2 separate regions of the Homo sapiens genome follow, and region 2 is linked to region 1. The links are chromatin loops, found by intact Hi-C in ENCODE. Cell type or tissue: heart right ventricle. All regions are shown on one strand. Region 1 overlaps FARS2 (phenylalanyl-tRNA synthetase 2, mitochondrial). Region 2 overlaps LYRM4-AS1 (LYRM4 antisense RNA 1).

Evidence for each region. A loop is a pair of places that touch in the nucleus more often than their neighbours do. Peaks named below come from ENCODE experiments on the same cell type or tissue, not always from the same donor. Only the 100,000 strongest peaks of a DNase experiment are listed, where the experiment ranks them.
Region 2: it touches region 1 in a loop (2.6-fold over the local background); 3 of 110 quality-filtered maps call a loop at or near these places.

The regions. Positions count from the first base shown.
Region 1 is chr6:5,395,331-5,403,330 of GRCh38, forward strand. All of the region lies in intron 2 of FARS2 (phenylalanyl-tRNA synthetase 2, mitochondrial), which reads left to right. Among named protein-coding and RNA genes, the nearest start is that of FARS2-AS1, 59 kb to the right of the region's middle. In heart right ventricle, CTCF peaks have their summits at 605, 3,333 and 7,204 (motif pointing left); no DNase peak of the experiment used is centred here.
Region 2 is chr6:5,074,858-5,082,857 of GRCh38, forward strand. The region is part of intron 3 of LYRM4-AS1 (LYRM4 antisense RNA 1); the gene reads left to right. It also overlaps a transcript of LYRM4 not described here. Among named protein-coding and RNA genes, the nearest start is that of PPP1R3G, 6.5 kb to the right of the region's middle. RefSeq lists a silencer at 3,539-3,728. In heart right ventricle, a CTCF peak has its summit at 3,648 (motif pointing right); no DNase peak of the experiment used is centred here.

The DNA of each region.
Region 1 (8,000 bases):
GTGAGCCACTGTGCCTGGCCACTGATTGGTTTTTAATATATAATTGCAAGTAAATACTTCCTTTTATTACCAAACTAGATCAGGTAACAGAATTTTCACTTTTCCTGGACTATAAAAGATATTCTTTGGAACCTGGGGTCTTTCTGGCCCTGATCAGTTATTTATATTTTTGTTTAGTAGGGATGACACTCTCTACCTGGAGCCACATTTTGACCAAGAACACCTCATTTTTCTCTGTACCATTACTAGTGAAATATTCCCCTCCATTTCATCTTATTAGTTCTCCTCTCCTTATTCTCCACTAATTAACGTGTTCTGGGAGTAGTTTCCATCTTTGGAAAAAACAGCTTTATCTTCATTTGTAGGAATATCAAAACACTGTGTGCTTATAATAATTTTGGGGTTGGCCACTGTATTTCTAGCATTAGGAGAGACTGATGTTTGAATCCTTTCCTATTCCTCTTTTTATCCTTGTAGTAACATTTGTTGTTTTCTCTGCAACTTCAAATGTAACCTTGCTTATTGAGGAAATGTATAAAATATCTAAAAGCACTGAGAAGAAAAAAATTATGGGCAATCTGACCACCTAGTGGTGATAAATGTTTTTAATGTTATGGTTTTGTTTTAAATCTTGAATTTTAATGTTAATGTCATAGCCCACTGACATTCTAGTATTCTATTAGGATAACTCTATTTCATATATAACTATTCTTTAAAGAAAATTGTTATTGCTTGCTAATTTAATCTGTTGTATTTACTAAATTCATTGTTCTTAAAGAATAATGTTCATGAAACCTGGAATTCATATAAACTGCTTCCCAAGAGCTCCATGTTGCATGTATATTATGTTTAAAAGGTACTGAGAGATTTTTAAAAATAGATTCTAGTAATTAAAGGCTATTTTTATCTTTCAGTTAATTTCCTCAGGGGAAATAAATTCCAGTGATGCTAAAGTTGCTCAAATATTGTTAGAGTTGTGTTTAATTTCACCGTTATATATTGTCATTGGTCCTCAGCCTTCATCCCTTCAGAGATTTGTTTTTTGCATAATCATTTGTAAAAAATCATTTGGCTACAAGGCTGGAATTTGGGGTTGTCAAGCGGAGTAATAATACTGTTTTGATTAAGAACAAGGTATAAAAGTATGAGGATTTTTCACCCCCTGGGAGATTTATAATTTGATTCTGAAAGCAGTTTATGAAATCAAGTTCCGGAAACTTCCACTTCTTTCACAGACTAGATATGCTGGCTAAAAAAACCCCAACTAGACTCCACATAAAATAATTTTGTTACAATTTTTAGGCTCACCGAAAGTGACAGAACTTCCCAAGGGAGAGGGGAGAAAATGGAAGGAACTGAGCGCCAGGAGCAGTGAGCTGACATGAAGCGTGTGGAGGTGCTACAGCTGCTGTCAGCAGCAGGGCAGCTGAGCGATCAGGCCTCTTGGTAGTAGTGGCAAGATGGGGAAGTCAAACCTGGGCCCCTCACCTTCACCTCTTCAAGAGCGGTAAATTGGTTCCAGGGCTGTTGCTGCCCTGGTTACACACAGTCTTTGAAGGCAAGTGTCCCCTACCTAGGCCCTCACGTTTCCCCCTGATTTGATATCATCCAGCCTAAGATCACCACACACAAACCATCCTGTGTGAAAATCAGCAGAAATCACACCCAGTTGCTTCAGCTATTTGAATTCCTTGGCGCAAAGTATAAAATAACTGTATGAAATCTTTAAAGAAGTAGAAAATACAATCTCAAATACGTATAAGTAATAAAAATGGTTTTTAACAAAAGATCATACATGAGTTATTAATCAATGAGAAGACATGGGGGAAATGTACATGCATATTACTCATGAAGGAAGACAAGCTGAAAAGGCTCCATACTCTATGTTTCCCTCTATATGATATTCTGGAAAACACAAAGCTAGGGAAACAGTGAAAAGAGCAGTGATGATCAGGGGCCAGTGCGGAGACAGTGATGAATTGGCTGAGCGTAGAAGATTTTTAGGGCACTGAAAACACTGTGTGATACTATAATGGTGGATGTATGTTCGACATTTGTTTAAACCCATAGAATGTACAACTCCAAGAGTGAGCCCTAAGGTAAACTAAGGACTTTGGGTGATTATAATGTGTCAGTGTAAGTCCATCTAGTGTAACAAGTGTACCACTCTGGTGGAGGATGCTGATAGTGGAGGAGGCTGTGCATGTGTGGAGGAGGAATTATATGGGATATCTCTGTATCTTCCTCTCAGTTTTGCTGTGAACCTAAAACGATGCTTAAAAAAGTCTTTATTTAAAAAAAGAGACTATGCCGAATTGAGAAAGAACTAAATAGAACATGTAAAATTGAAAAATGTGTTTGCTTGAATTTAAAAACATGTCCTTTTTCTGGACTAGAATTCAATCTAGGATTACATGTTATATTTTTCACGTGTCCATCTCCTTTATTAAATTGGGATAGTTACTCAGTCTTCCTTTGTTTATTATGACTTTGATGTATTTGAAAGGTACTGGCCATATATTGTTACTCAGTCTTTCTTTATCATGACTTTGATATGTTTGAAAGGTACTGGCCATATATTTTGTGTCATGTTTCTCAACTTGACATGATTTTGTATTTTCTCATGGTGAAATTCATATTCTACATTTTTGACAAAAATGCCATGGAGATTTTGTTGTGCCCTTAGTGAGTTCTATCATGAAGAACGTGGTGGTGATATGTTAACTCTGATCACTCGGTAAATGTGGCATCCATTAGGATTCTCCGCCATTATTATTTTCCCCTTTGTAGTTAATAGTGTTTGCAGGAAGATACTTTGAGACTGTGTAAATAGTTCTCATAATATTTTGCCCTATTAACTTTGGATTCCCTTGATAATTTTTGCCAGAAATTATTGTGGTGTTTGTCAAATGGTTATTTTCTTTCTAATTTATTCTAAAGGTATTAATTAGAATTTTACTGTAAGGAAGACCTTTACCTTCTCTCCCATATATTTATTTAATTATTTATATCAGTATGGCTTCATGAATATTTGGTTATTGTATGGGTTATAACCTATTACTAAAATGATTTATTTTATTGCTGAAATTTACCCAGGTTTGGTCTTTGGGAGCCCCTTAAGTAGTTTTCTGTGTCCTCTGACATGTTATCATTTTTTGTCCCCATGAGATATCCCAGATTCATCTTTTACTTTCTCCACCCCAGCCCTGGAATCAGTCATTTCTTTAAGAAACTCTGTTCCTTTTTTATTAAAGAATGGTATTTAGAAGCCTAGACCTGAGTATACTTATTGCCCTAGGGATATCATTACTTGTAGGCCCCCTCTAGTGACAGAGCTAGGAAATACATATACCTACTTCTATTTCCGTATTGATGTATCTGCATATATGTTACAAAATATGAATTCATATGAGTACCTCCAATCTAAGCCAACACCACATGGCTCATTCTAGCCCTCCCCATTGCCTTTGATAGTGACAGTGAGAAACCTGGTTCTTCTTACTCATGACATATTTATTTTCTTGTTCAGTCCTGGAATGAACATAAAGGTAGTTTCATAATTGTTAACACATACCTCTGTGGAAAAAATTTGCTAACTAGTGTACAATATTTGCTATGTTTATTTTGTTTTTCATCTTATTTAGTTAAAATACTGTTTTTGAAAGTTATTTTGGTTAATTCTTTTCTTCTCCACTCTCTTTAAGTGGCTGTCATTTATTTAGAATAAACTTCTGTCCATCATTACTGTTTGTATTCCATTTGTGTTCTTCCCACCTCTGGGTAGATTTTATATTATTTTATTATTATTATTATTATTATTATTATTATTATTATTATTATTATTATCATCATCATCATCATCGAGACGGAGTCTCCTTTTGTTGCCCAGGCTAGAGTACAGTGGCATGATGTAGGCGCACTGCAATTCCTGCCTCCCGGGTTCAAGTGATTCTCTTGTCTCAGCCTCCCAAGTAGCTGGGATCACAGACGTGTGCCACCACGCCTGGCTAATTTTTGTATTTTTTGGTAGAGATGGTGTTTCACCATGTTGGCCAGGCTGGTCTTGAACTCCTGACCTCAAGTGATCCTCCTGCCTTGGCCTCCCAAAGTGCTGGGATTGCAGGTGTCAGGATTTTATTTTTAATGTTTTGCGTAGATAAAGTATTAACGTCCTTCTAAAACTCAGAACTATACAACAAGGTTTACTTAGAGGTCATGACCCCCACTCTGCCATTCATTATACTCTATTCCCATTCAACCATTTTTTCCATCCTGTTTCCACCACCTCTGTGTAGGTGATTTATTTTTGTTATTTCTAGCCTATCCTTCCTTTTTTTCACAAATGAGATGATTCATGTGTATTTTATTATTTCTTACATGAAAGGTAGCAAGTAATATATGCCCTCTTGCACTTTGCCTTTTTTATTTATCAGGATGTCTTGAAAATCATTCCATATCAGTCCAGAGAGATCTTCCTCGTTCTTTATTACACCTGCAAAAGTACTCTATTGTATAGGTAGACCATAGTTTATTTAACATCTTTCCAATGTGAGACTTTTTAAAAAAATATGGTGCAGTTACAAACAATACTACAATGAAAATTTTGTGCATGTGTATTAATGTTGGAAGTATATTTTCAGGGTAAGTAGTTAGAAATGGAAGGACTGGGTCAAGAGATCAACAAATATGTAGTTTTGTTGGGTGTTGTCAAATTCATCTCCAAAAGGGTTCTACCAGTTTCCATTTTCACCAGCAAAGTATGACTGTACTTATTTTCCAAAGCCTCAGCGTATTCAAAAGAATATGTTGTCTGACTTTTAACTTTTTGCCATTGTGATAGAAGTATTATGTCAGTGTTATTTTAATTTGCTTAATTTGCTCTTTAAGTTTGAATTCCTTTTCATGTGTTCAGGGGTCATTTTCATATCTTTTTTTTGATGAATTGTCTGTTCTTTTTCTATGGAGTTTTTGGCCCTTTGTCAACTTTTAAAAGTTTCTTTACGTTAGTGGTATTACCTCTTTGTGGTGTATGTTTCCTGACTTTTGTTCCCCTTCTTTTTTTGTCAGTTTTCAGGTGGAAAGACCTTTATGTGTGTGTGTGTTTGTATGTTGTTAATGGGAATGATTTTTAGTTTTATTGTATTTTAATCAGAGAGTATAGTTTATTATTTCTTCTTTATGGAATATACTTATTTCTTTGTGACTTACTATGTGATCAATTTTTGTTAATATTCTCTGGGCCCTTGAAAATAAAATGTATTTTTCATTATGAAGGGAGTAAGTTTAATATGTGTGTATGTGTGTGTGTGTGTGTAAAATATACGTATACATATTTATGTATACACACATGATTTCATTTCCTAATTATGTTTTTAGGTCTTTTATCTTATTAATTTTGCACATTTGATCTTATACTAAGAATGATGTATTAAAGTTTCCTATTATCATTAATATTAATGTGTTTCTATGTGTGTCTTTTGCGTCCCCTATGGTTCTTTCTACACAGAGGTAATAATTGTCTTATTGATATATAGATATTCATAAGTGTTATACCTTCACTGTGATTTGAAACTTTTAGCATTAATACAAGATCTTCTTTGTCTTGCTCGGTGTTTTTTTGCTTGAATTCTACTTTTTCTGATTTTAAGAATGCTATGCTTGCTTTTTTATTGTATCCATTTGCCTGTTATATTCTGTCCATCCATTTGTTTTTAACATTGTTTTAGGTGTATCTTTTGTATAGTTGAGTCATGCTTTGTGGCCAGATTTATTTTTTTAAGAGGTGAATTAAGCCTGTTCATATTTATTGATATTACTTTCACATTTATTGAGTTATTGATATATTCGATCTGAACTTTATCATAATATATTGTGGTGTTATATATGTCATAACATGTTACATTTTATTTCTCTACAATATATGTTTTATTATGCTTTTGAATTGAAATTTTGGTTGCTCTTTAGAAAGGTTATATTTTTGTTTTAATGGTTGCTTTTATACTTAAAACTTTTAAAGTCCCTTATCCCTCATTTTTAACTTTGTTCTTAGTAAAAGTATTCTTTAACTATTGCCTATGCAATAATCAGTATATTCTACTTTCCTCTTTGCTGCTTTCTTCCATTGTTTAGTTACGTTATTTCTACTTTGTCAGAACATATAACAATTGGATATTAGTCTTTCAATGTAATCCCCAGCTTTTAGTCTGAAATCTGTAATTTTTATGTATTAACATGTTCTCCATTTGTTTTGTGCTGAAATTTTCCTAGTTATTTATTACTTGAACAAGGCTCATGCTTTGGTAAATTCTTCAGAAAGAGCTCATTAATGTGACATTCCTATGCTCTTGTGTGTTTCACGTTTTTTCTGTAGACTTGGTGCTTTAAGGACAGCATTGATGGATATAAACTTCTTGACCCACATTTTTAAAAACTGAGTTGTTTGAAAATGTGGCTTCATTGTTGTCTTGTTTCCGTGTTGTTTTTGAAGAATCTGATGCCACTCTGATTGCTTTACTCCTCTACATTAGTTGATCTTTTTGCCTAGAGGCCTTGACGATTTTCCCCATTATTTATGAAATCTGTTTTATAAGAATATGTCCTATATTTGATTTTTCCAGGTTCTTTTTCACAGGTACCCATTTTATCTGGTATTAGTTCTGCTCCATTGTTTTTTTTTCCCTCTTTAACGGACTCCAATTATATAAATGTAATTCCTTCTTTGCCTGTGTTCCATTTCTACCACTTTCTTTCTGATTCTTCTTTCTTTATTTTACCATCCTCCTTCTGGTTGTTTTTCTCCTTTTCTTCAATGCCCCCTCATTAAATCTTGATTGATTCCATTGTCCCTTGCATGCTTTGGAATTTAGATTTTGTTTCTGAGATGATTTTATTTCTTTTTTTTTTCTGAGTTAAATCAATTCTCTTTTCATTTTTTCTCTATTTTTGTTCTTAATTTTTGAGTTTCTGACTAAAGCAATTTATATCCTTAAATGCTTGATTGAGCATATGTAACTTAGTTTTTAAGTATTAGTTTGTGTTTCTTTTTAGTGCTCCTTAGTTTTGGGGGGTGGGTGGGAGAAAAGTTGGATTTTCATTAGTTGAGCTCTTTTGAATTGACTTTCTGATTTTTGAGTAATAATTTTCTATATTTTTATTGAATTTATTTGTCGTTCCTTTTTGGTTGTGTAAAAGACTTCCTTAGTCTCTGGTGCCCTCTTCTGTTAGTGTAGCAATGCACACTTTAGTGGTTTATTTATTTATTTTTGGTGTGGGTTAGAGAATGGTTTTGTAAATCCTCTAATTTTTTAGCTGTGCTTTATCTTTCACAACCTTGAATTTTCTCATTTGCATCTTTTTTCTCTTCCTACTCAATTGAAAAGGTTGTCTTTCGCTTTGTATTAACTCCTTTTTCTTTTATTGTAACTATGGTTTTGGGATCCTCTCACTTCAAATTGGGCATGCTTTTACACCACTTTTCTGTGGTCCCTGCTCAGGCCTACTAGGACACTTTTTAAAGGCTTTTCACACTTAGTGTAACTTACACTTTCTGGGTTTCTAAGGTCAACCTTAGCACCTCACTCATTCTCCTCTCTTTCTCTTATTTTTTCCAGCTTGCTCTTGCTTACTTCAAAGCCTTATCAGTGGGGTAGGAGTATAACAGTTCTGTCCCTAGGTTTTGACTGGCATTCCTTCCTGCCTGCCTGCCTGCCTGCCAAAGGCATTGTGTTCAATAGTTTTATTTGTTCTTGTTGCTCTAAATTATTTTTAGAGGAAGCATTGACAGCCGTCATTGTCTTTAGTCCTCATAAGAATAATTTGAGGCCTAGGATATTAGAATATTTCTCTGAAAACGGTTTTGTCTCATTTTGCTGGCCAGTTAGAGGAAGTATGTCTGGGATTGCCTTAGATCATCTTCGTAGCCTGAAGCTCTCTCTATTGTTCAGAAAATGTGATACCTGACTGCAAGTCTACACAAGGACTGGTTTACTTTTGTGCTCATC
Region 2 (8,000 bases), 320 kb before region 1:
CCTGCTAAATCTCCTGTTGAATTGTAATCCCTAATGTTGGAGGTGGAGCTTGGTGAGAGGTGATTGGATTATGGGGGTGGATTTCTCATAACTGGTTTAGTGCTCTTCCTTTGGTGCTGTCCTCCCAATAGGGAGTGAATTCTTGCAAGATCTGGGTGTTTAAAAGTGTGTGGCACCTCCCCCCACCCTTGCTCCCTCTCTTGCCATGTGACCTGCTGGTGCCCTTCACCTTCCGCCATGATTGTAGGCTTCCTGAGGCCTCCCCAGAAGCCAAGCAGATGCCAGTGTCATGCTTCCTGTATAGCCTGCAGAACCGTGATCCAGTTCAACCTCTTTTCTTTATAAATTATCCAGTCTCAGATATTTATAGCAATGGAAGAATAGCCTAACACAAGCACTTTGCTCAAACAAAATCCTAGGGAATCTCAATGTGCAAAACAGGTAGAAGTATGACTTCTCAGCTAAATTTGGAGCAGAGGGACTGGAGCTCACATTAGCCCAAGGGATTCCTAGGGGAAGCTCTGCAGAAAACACCATCTTAAGGGGGATAGAGGAGAGGAGGATGGACATATGGTCAGTGTCAGATTATGTTGGGGTGAGGAATTCACACTATACTTGGTAGGTGGATATAGTTGGCATCAAAGATTTCTCTATCAGAGCTGCACCAGAGGACTGCAGGTGGGTCACACTGGGGAGGCAACAGCAATCTGGAAAAGGAAGGAATGGACAAGAAGACATTATAATGAAAGGAAGAATGGGCATAGAAATAAGATCAAGTGGCCAAAGGTGGCTAATGAGAGGACAGAAGTCAAATGCTGTAATGAATCCAAATGCTGTTAGAACAATGTTGAGTGCTACATTGCTTTTTAAAAAATTCTTATTATGTTTTAAATTGTGGCAAAATATACATAACATAACATTTATTCATAATTGCTTTTTAAATTTTGCTGTTTTACAAAATGGAAAGATATTTGCACTAAAGAATTCAAACAGTATAAAAGGATCTGGAATGAAAAGTAAGTTTCCCTCCCACTTCATACACCTTAGCTCCTCAGAGGCACCCCCTGCTAACTGGGTTTATGTATTTTTTTTTTTTTTGAAACAGGGTTCTCAGAAAAAACCCGTCACGCAGGCTGGAGTGCAGTGGTGCGATCATGGCTCACTGCAGCCTCATTCTCCTGGGCTCAGGCAATCCTCTCACCTCAGCCTCCTTAGTAGCTGGAACTATAAGTGTGCATCACCACGCCCAGCTAATTTTTCTATTTTTTTGTAGAGACAGGGTTTCACCATGTTGCCCAGGCTGGTCTCAAACTCCTGGGCTCAAGTGATCCACCCGTCTTGGCCTCCGGAAGTGTTGAGATTACAGGTGTGAGCCTCTGCGCCCAGCTATTTTTTTTTTTCCACATAACTATTCTGTACTTTGTTGGTTTTTTGTTTGTTTCCCTTTGAACAAACCAGCCAGAGTAACTTGCATGTGACTGGAAGGAAGGTAGACAGGGAGAAAATAGCCAGGCTGTAGAGTTAGACCTTGAGCCAAATCCTGGCTTTGTTACCAATTCATTGATAGCCTTGGGCACATTTCTTGAGCTCTTGGAGGCTCAATGTATTCTTTCTTTCAAAATTATTATAATAGTGTCTTCCTGTTAGGACACTCTGTGCTGCGAGCAGCAGTAAACTCAACTCCAGCTGGCTGAAACCTAAGGTTGTATTTTTCATCCCACACAATAGGAGGTCTAGCCACAGTGCATCTTTGCTGTCAATGGGGTTGGGATGGTATCACCACCTAAGGAGGGGTGCTTGGGAACAGGGGTGTAGAACTTTCAGTTGTCACAATTCCAAGGGCTGCTAGCAGCATTCTGAGGGTGGGGATCATGGATGTTGGAGATCTTAGAATGTCTGTAGCAGCCCACCCCATCAAGGAACTGTTCTGCTGAAAATGCCGGCTCATTGAGAAGCATCGATCTAGTCACTCAATCACACGATCACGCCAAGGACCTCCGTTCTTCTCTCTTCCATTTCTCATGCTCATGGCCTCACCTCTGACAGTAGCAGGGTGGCTGCAACCACTCAAGGTGATACAATAATGTCCAGGGAACAAGAGAGGCCATATCTTCTACTTTCTCTTGAGAAAAAAGGAAACCTCCCTCAGGAGCTTCCTCGAAGGCTCCCCCTACCACATCTTACTTGCTCCTTCCTGAACCCGTCCTAGGCCGGGGTGCTGCTCTTAAGTCACACAGACGCTATTCTGGAGCAGGTTGGGGTCAGCTTCCCCTGAGCCAGGGGCTGTGTGTGGGACAGTGGGGATACCCATTAGGGCAGGTCAGCCACGCCGTCTACTCCACCACCTCACTAGGTTCCTATAAGGATTACGGAAGACATGGTCTCTGTCATACAGTGAGAACGCAAAGTTCTTCCCTCAAAGAAAACTGTCACACGCGGTCATTTCCCTAACCTTTTAGTTCTGCCTCACGTAGAAAAAGTGGGCAGGCTCTGTGGACAGGGAAGTTGAGAAGGTGAATGAAGGGCGTTCCTCCCAGAAGCTGAAAGACGCTGGGGACAGGACCTGCTCCGGGTGATGATGTGGAAGTGGGAGGTCGCCATCAGTCCTGGACTCCCAGTGGTTTTTTCTGTTCATCAGTTAGAATCCTGTCACGTGTATCAAGAGCTGACATTTTTACATATTTGTGTTTACCATGATGAGTATTTACAGTCATCCAAAGTTAAATTTTAAAAAACTATGAAATATTAAGTGAAATGACTTAAAAGGGGTGTAAGATCTACCTGAGAATAAAAACTTGACACTAAAACTTGAAGAATTAATAGATAGAAAGTCAACTATATTCTATTGGTCCCTTTAGAATTTAAAGGGTTTTTTATCTTTAATTTTTATTTGGTGGAAATATTCTAAGAATTTTATTACTGAAAACAGCATGTAAAATAAATGATTATACAACTAATGGAATCACATAAATAGAAGCAAAATTGAGTTAAAACTGATTCTTTAGAAGCAAAATCCATTTAGGGTTCTTCTTCTAAAATATGAAGGATGATTCTACAACTTTCCTCAGTAATCTTAACAAATTTTTATTGCTTGTATGTTAAGAATAATTGCAGAATGTAAAGTTTACATAATTGTTACTTTCAGAAACATTTTGGGGTTCATCCTCAGGCCAGTCAGTCCTGACCTACAAGTTACAATGAGACAAGATTATGCAAATCATGTTAAAGTCTTAATCAAGTAAACATAAGTAAAGCACATTGAAATGGAGAAGCCGAAGAGATTAAGAATTTTAAAAACATATAAAAAGCCTTAAATCTTTCCTATTTTCTCCTCATCCCCTTGGCTGTAAGAAGGTGGGATGGCCCCTTTCAGCTGGGTACTTTTTTTTTTTTTTAATCAAAAGCAACATGACCTGTCTCAAGTGGAATTCCAGAGAGGGCTGCAATGGGGCTCAGACAGTGGACTGTGCCAGCGTGCTTCATCTCAAATCCTGGCTCAGCAGTTTGCTACCTGGGTAACAAGAGCTATTCATTTAACCTCTTTCAGCCTCTAAGACCTGTTGTTGGGTATAATCATCATCCTCATCCCATAGGGCTGTATGAGGACGATAAATGATGTAAGCAGTGTTTAGTACACGGTGACCAGTAGGTGTCAGCTGTACTAGATGTCATTCTAGTCCTGGCTCTTCTAGATTGGCTAAATGGCTTCGGTTAAACACATTATTTAAATCTCCCTGGCTTTATATTCTGAGCCCTTAAAGTTCCTCAATTCTATTAGAAGGCACACATATGAGAAAACAAATGATCCAGGCAAGAAGGGTCATGTTTTTTTCAAATTCATTGCAAGTGTATTCCCTTGCCATATTTCAGTTTGTGTTGATAAATGGGGCCTAAGGTGCTATAGAACTTGATCCCTTCAAGTTATAAGGGCATTTTTCTTGAAAGTTTCCACTGCTGCAGTTAAGCCCCTGAAAAATCACTGTGGCTTTAGCTTAAGCAAGCTAATCTCTTTCAAAAGCCAAGGAAGAGTTAGGAAAATTATTTCTAAAATGCTTTTGCTCTTTTAAAATACTTAAAATTTTTAAATATTTAAAAATACTTTGGCATATTATATATGGTGTAGGAGAGGAAAGGCTTTTCCTCTATCCTCTTGGGTTCTATGGCTGGGCCTGAGAATTAAACTCACAAAGGCAGCTAACCAGGAGAAAAGCACACAAATTTTACTTAATACGAATATTTCTATGTGTACACAAAACCCTTCCTATGTAAGAAATAAAAACCCAAAGAAGTGGATAGGTCTGAGAGCTTACACACCCTTTTAACAAAGAATTGTGGAGATGTAATAAAACAAAGGAAAAAGGGGTTTGGGCTGGGATCAGTAAACTGTCAGAAAGTAACTAGGAAATATATGGAGGAAACTAATGAAAGACAAAGGTTAATTTAGTAGGTTTGTTTACACAGATTCATCTCTGCATAGACTTCCCATCTCTAATGATAAGAATATTCTCTTCTTGGTGCAAGGAAGGCATCTTTCTTATAGAATATTTATGTCCTGCTTTTAGGTAGAAAGGGGAAGTCTGAGAGGTCTTCCAGCATCTTCTCAATTGCTTCCAGCTCAAAATAATCAACGTGCCAAAATGGCATATTTTGGGGTCACGTGTTCTGATCCCCTTCAATTCCCTATCTGAAACTTCATAGGAAGCGTCACATATTAAAAGCTGACTTGGTGGATGTGAAGAGAAAAATGGAATCAGTAGCTGAGTGGTAAGAGATTTGCAAAAGGAGAGAAGAAGATGGATTAGAACAAGAATAAACAAACAGAACAACTACAACAACAAAACTAAACATACTTCTCCTTATACCATTAAACCAGTCTCCCTATCCTGGGAATAGGCCAGTCCAATCAAATGGTTGAGACTCATTGATCTGATGGAGTGTTAACTTTGTTTTTAAAGGTACGAATTAAACACCATTTGTCCTATCTGATTCACAAGGAAGCAGAATTTTTCACCAATGATTGTGCAAGCTCCTCCTTGTTGGGCAGTGTATCCAGGGCACAACTATTTTGGAGTACAACAGTGGCTAAACTATTCATTTCTGACTGGAATACTTCCAATGTTTGCATAGTGGTATTGAACTCTGGTTCTATTACCATGGGAATATTTAGGATCACCTTTTCCAAGCCATGAATTCTAAAACTTGGAAATCAGGTCCTCGACATTGAAAAGAACTTGGAGTGAGGATATAGTGGGTATTCTATGACATCTCATCTGGTATGTTTATGTGGCACTACTATATGAATGAAGGAGCCCAAGTTTGTAATTTGGCTAGTATTCAAGGTGGAGTACATGGTGATGGAAGGTCCCAGATATCTGAGTCCAAACTGTCCTGACCTTTTAAGTGAAAACCCTTTACATGCCTTGTTGCCACATAAAATAAAAAGAGAAAAAAAGACCAGTGCTGTTCATGGTCAAAGTCAGAGTGGAACCTGCAATTCTCCAGATCTAATGTGTTTCATGACCCTTGTCATTGGTCATACTGGGATCTGCATACCTCCATGTGCCCCTGGAAGAGCAGAACTGTTTGCCAAATATCTAATACAGGAGGCCTGCAATCTGGGTCTGGAAGCTGTAAGGCCTGGTTTTGTTACTTGGCCAAGTTATTCCAGGTTTTTGGTCTACTCATTCATAATTTTTGGTGTCGAGCATCCGAACCGGGAGCACCTGAACTATCTCGGGCTGTGCAAGTGTGGCCTGGGAAACAGCTGAAACATTTGGTAATTTGGCAAATATTTATGCTTAAAAGGCAGTGCCGGAACCAATTATGACTTCCTTGAGGGGTTTGAGAATGCTACCTATGGAATCCGACTACAGGGTTTGAGTGTAACATTGCCTTGGTATATCTAGGAAGGGTCCAGGACCATTTCTGTTTTCAATGCAAAGGGGAAAATTCCTTTCCAATGACTTCAACTGAATTGTTTGACATTTCCCAGCCCAGACTCCAGACCTGGTGATCAGATGATCCCAGCCCCAGCCTTCAAACCACTGCAAATAGAGAAGAGACAAGCTATCCCTGAGAGAGCCCTGCCCAATCTACAGATTAATAAAGAAAATAAATACTGTTATTATTTTTAAAAACAGCCCTGTTTGGGGTGGCTTGTTATGCAGCAATAGGTAACACGAACAAACGGTAAAGCTTGGAGCCTCTGAATGCCCGGAGTAAATATTTTAGCAGTGGAGGCACATGATGTTTGAAGTAGGACTGAACACACTTGGGCGGGGGGGGGGGGGGGGTAGACTGCACAGTCTAAATTTCAAGAAGTTAGTTTACATGTTAACATCATTTAACTATTAACTTCAGGGCTTTGCATCTCAGAGTAGAGAAGACCTGGGCCCTGTCTCCGGGAGAAAGCTTAGGGGACAGTGAGCTTGGAAAAGCAGTCCATCCCCACCATCCATTGTGCCAGAGTGGAGGAGTGGTGTGGGAGCCAGAGATCACCCATTGTTTCTGCACCTTTCAGGAGGCAAGGGGGAGGACCCGAAGTCCCCATGGGCTGCAAGGTGGGTGCACACCGTTTCTGCTTCTGAAGTCCTTCCTTGGCTTCTGAGAACAACCCTCTTCCATTCCCTCCAACCCTTCTGGCTGTTCATTCTCTATCCCTGTTGCAGGCTCATCCTCCTCCTCCTGACCTGGGAACATCAGGGCTGCTCAAAGCTCAGTCCTGGGCCCTCTTCCCTTCTCAGCTTTAGACCTCCTGTAGTATAATAAAAATAGACATTTGGTCTTTGTCCTTGGTTCCTGAAATAGAAAGGCTAAAACTCTTGGAATTTTCTGATAGAACATTTGTTATTACTTACATTGTTAGTGTTATTTTGTTGTAACATAATTGTTTTTTATAAAGAGTCCCTTTTGATCACACCTGAATTTATGCTAATGAGATGACTGAGAGTGGGCTCTCTAGACAGCCTCAAGATGGGCTGGGTACCAGAAACACCAAGTGATTAGAGGACTGGAACTTTTAACTCCACCCACTGACCTCCAGAAAGGGGCAGGGGCTGCAGACTGAGCAAGGCTGGTGGGGCTTCTGGGTGGGGAGCATGTGGAGACCCTGGAGGCTGGTGCACCCAGAGGGGCCCTGGAAGTCCCATGCCCATCGCACACTCTGTCTTCTATCTCTTCCCTTTGCCAGTTCCTGAGTTTTCTTCTTTATAATAAACTGGTGAACTCAAGCAAAGTGTTTTCCTGAGTTCCGTGAGTCATATGGAAGCTGGGGATGGGTTGTGGGAACACTAATTTGTAGCTGGAGGGGCAGAAATGCAGGCAGCCTGGGCACCCCGTTTGCAAGTGGCTTCTGAAGTGGGGGCCGTCTTGTGGGACTGAGCCTCTAAGCTGTGGAGACAGACACTAGCTCCAGGTAGATAATGTCAGAATTGAATTATTGGACACCCTGTTGGAGAACTGGTGTTAGACACCACTTGGTGTTGGTAAGAACCAGAGAAGCTCAACCTGGTCAAAACAGAATTCATGATCTTGCCCTCCCTCTATTCCTCTTCTGGGGGTCCCTGCCCCAGTGACTGCTACTGTCTACCCAACAGCTCAAGTCCAAATCCTAAGGCACCTCCCTCCCCCTGCCTCCCTGCACCTACCCCCACTTGGGGCCATAAGTGTGCTACATTGATTTTCACTCCTAAATAGCGCTCAGATTTGTCCACCCCACAACCATCATCTCTTAAGTATGATCACCCTTCACCACAACAATGGCAACAGCCTCCTATGGGGCTCACTCACATTGTTTCTGTCCCCAGTAATTTGCTCTTTGTCCTGTATCCAGAATGATCTTTTCAAAATTTAAATCTGGTTAGTCACATTCATGACTCAAAACCTTTTGACGGCCTCTCATTGCTCAAGGTTGAGTGGCTGTCCCCTCCCATCCTCAGCTCCGCCAGTTCCTCTGTGCTCTCTGCCCTCAGGCCACCCTGGCCTTCTTCCAGTCCAGCCCC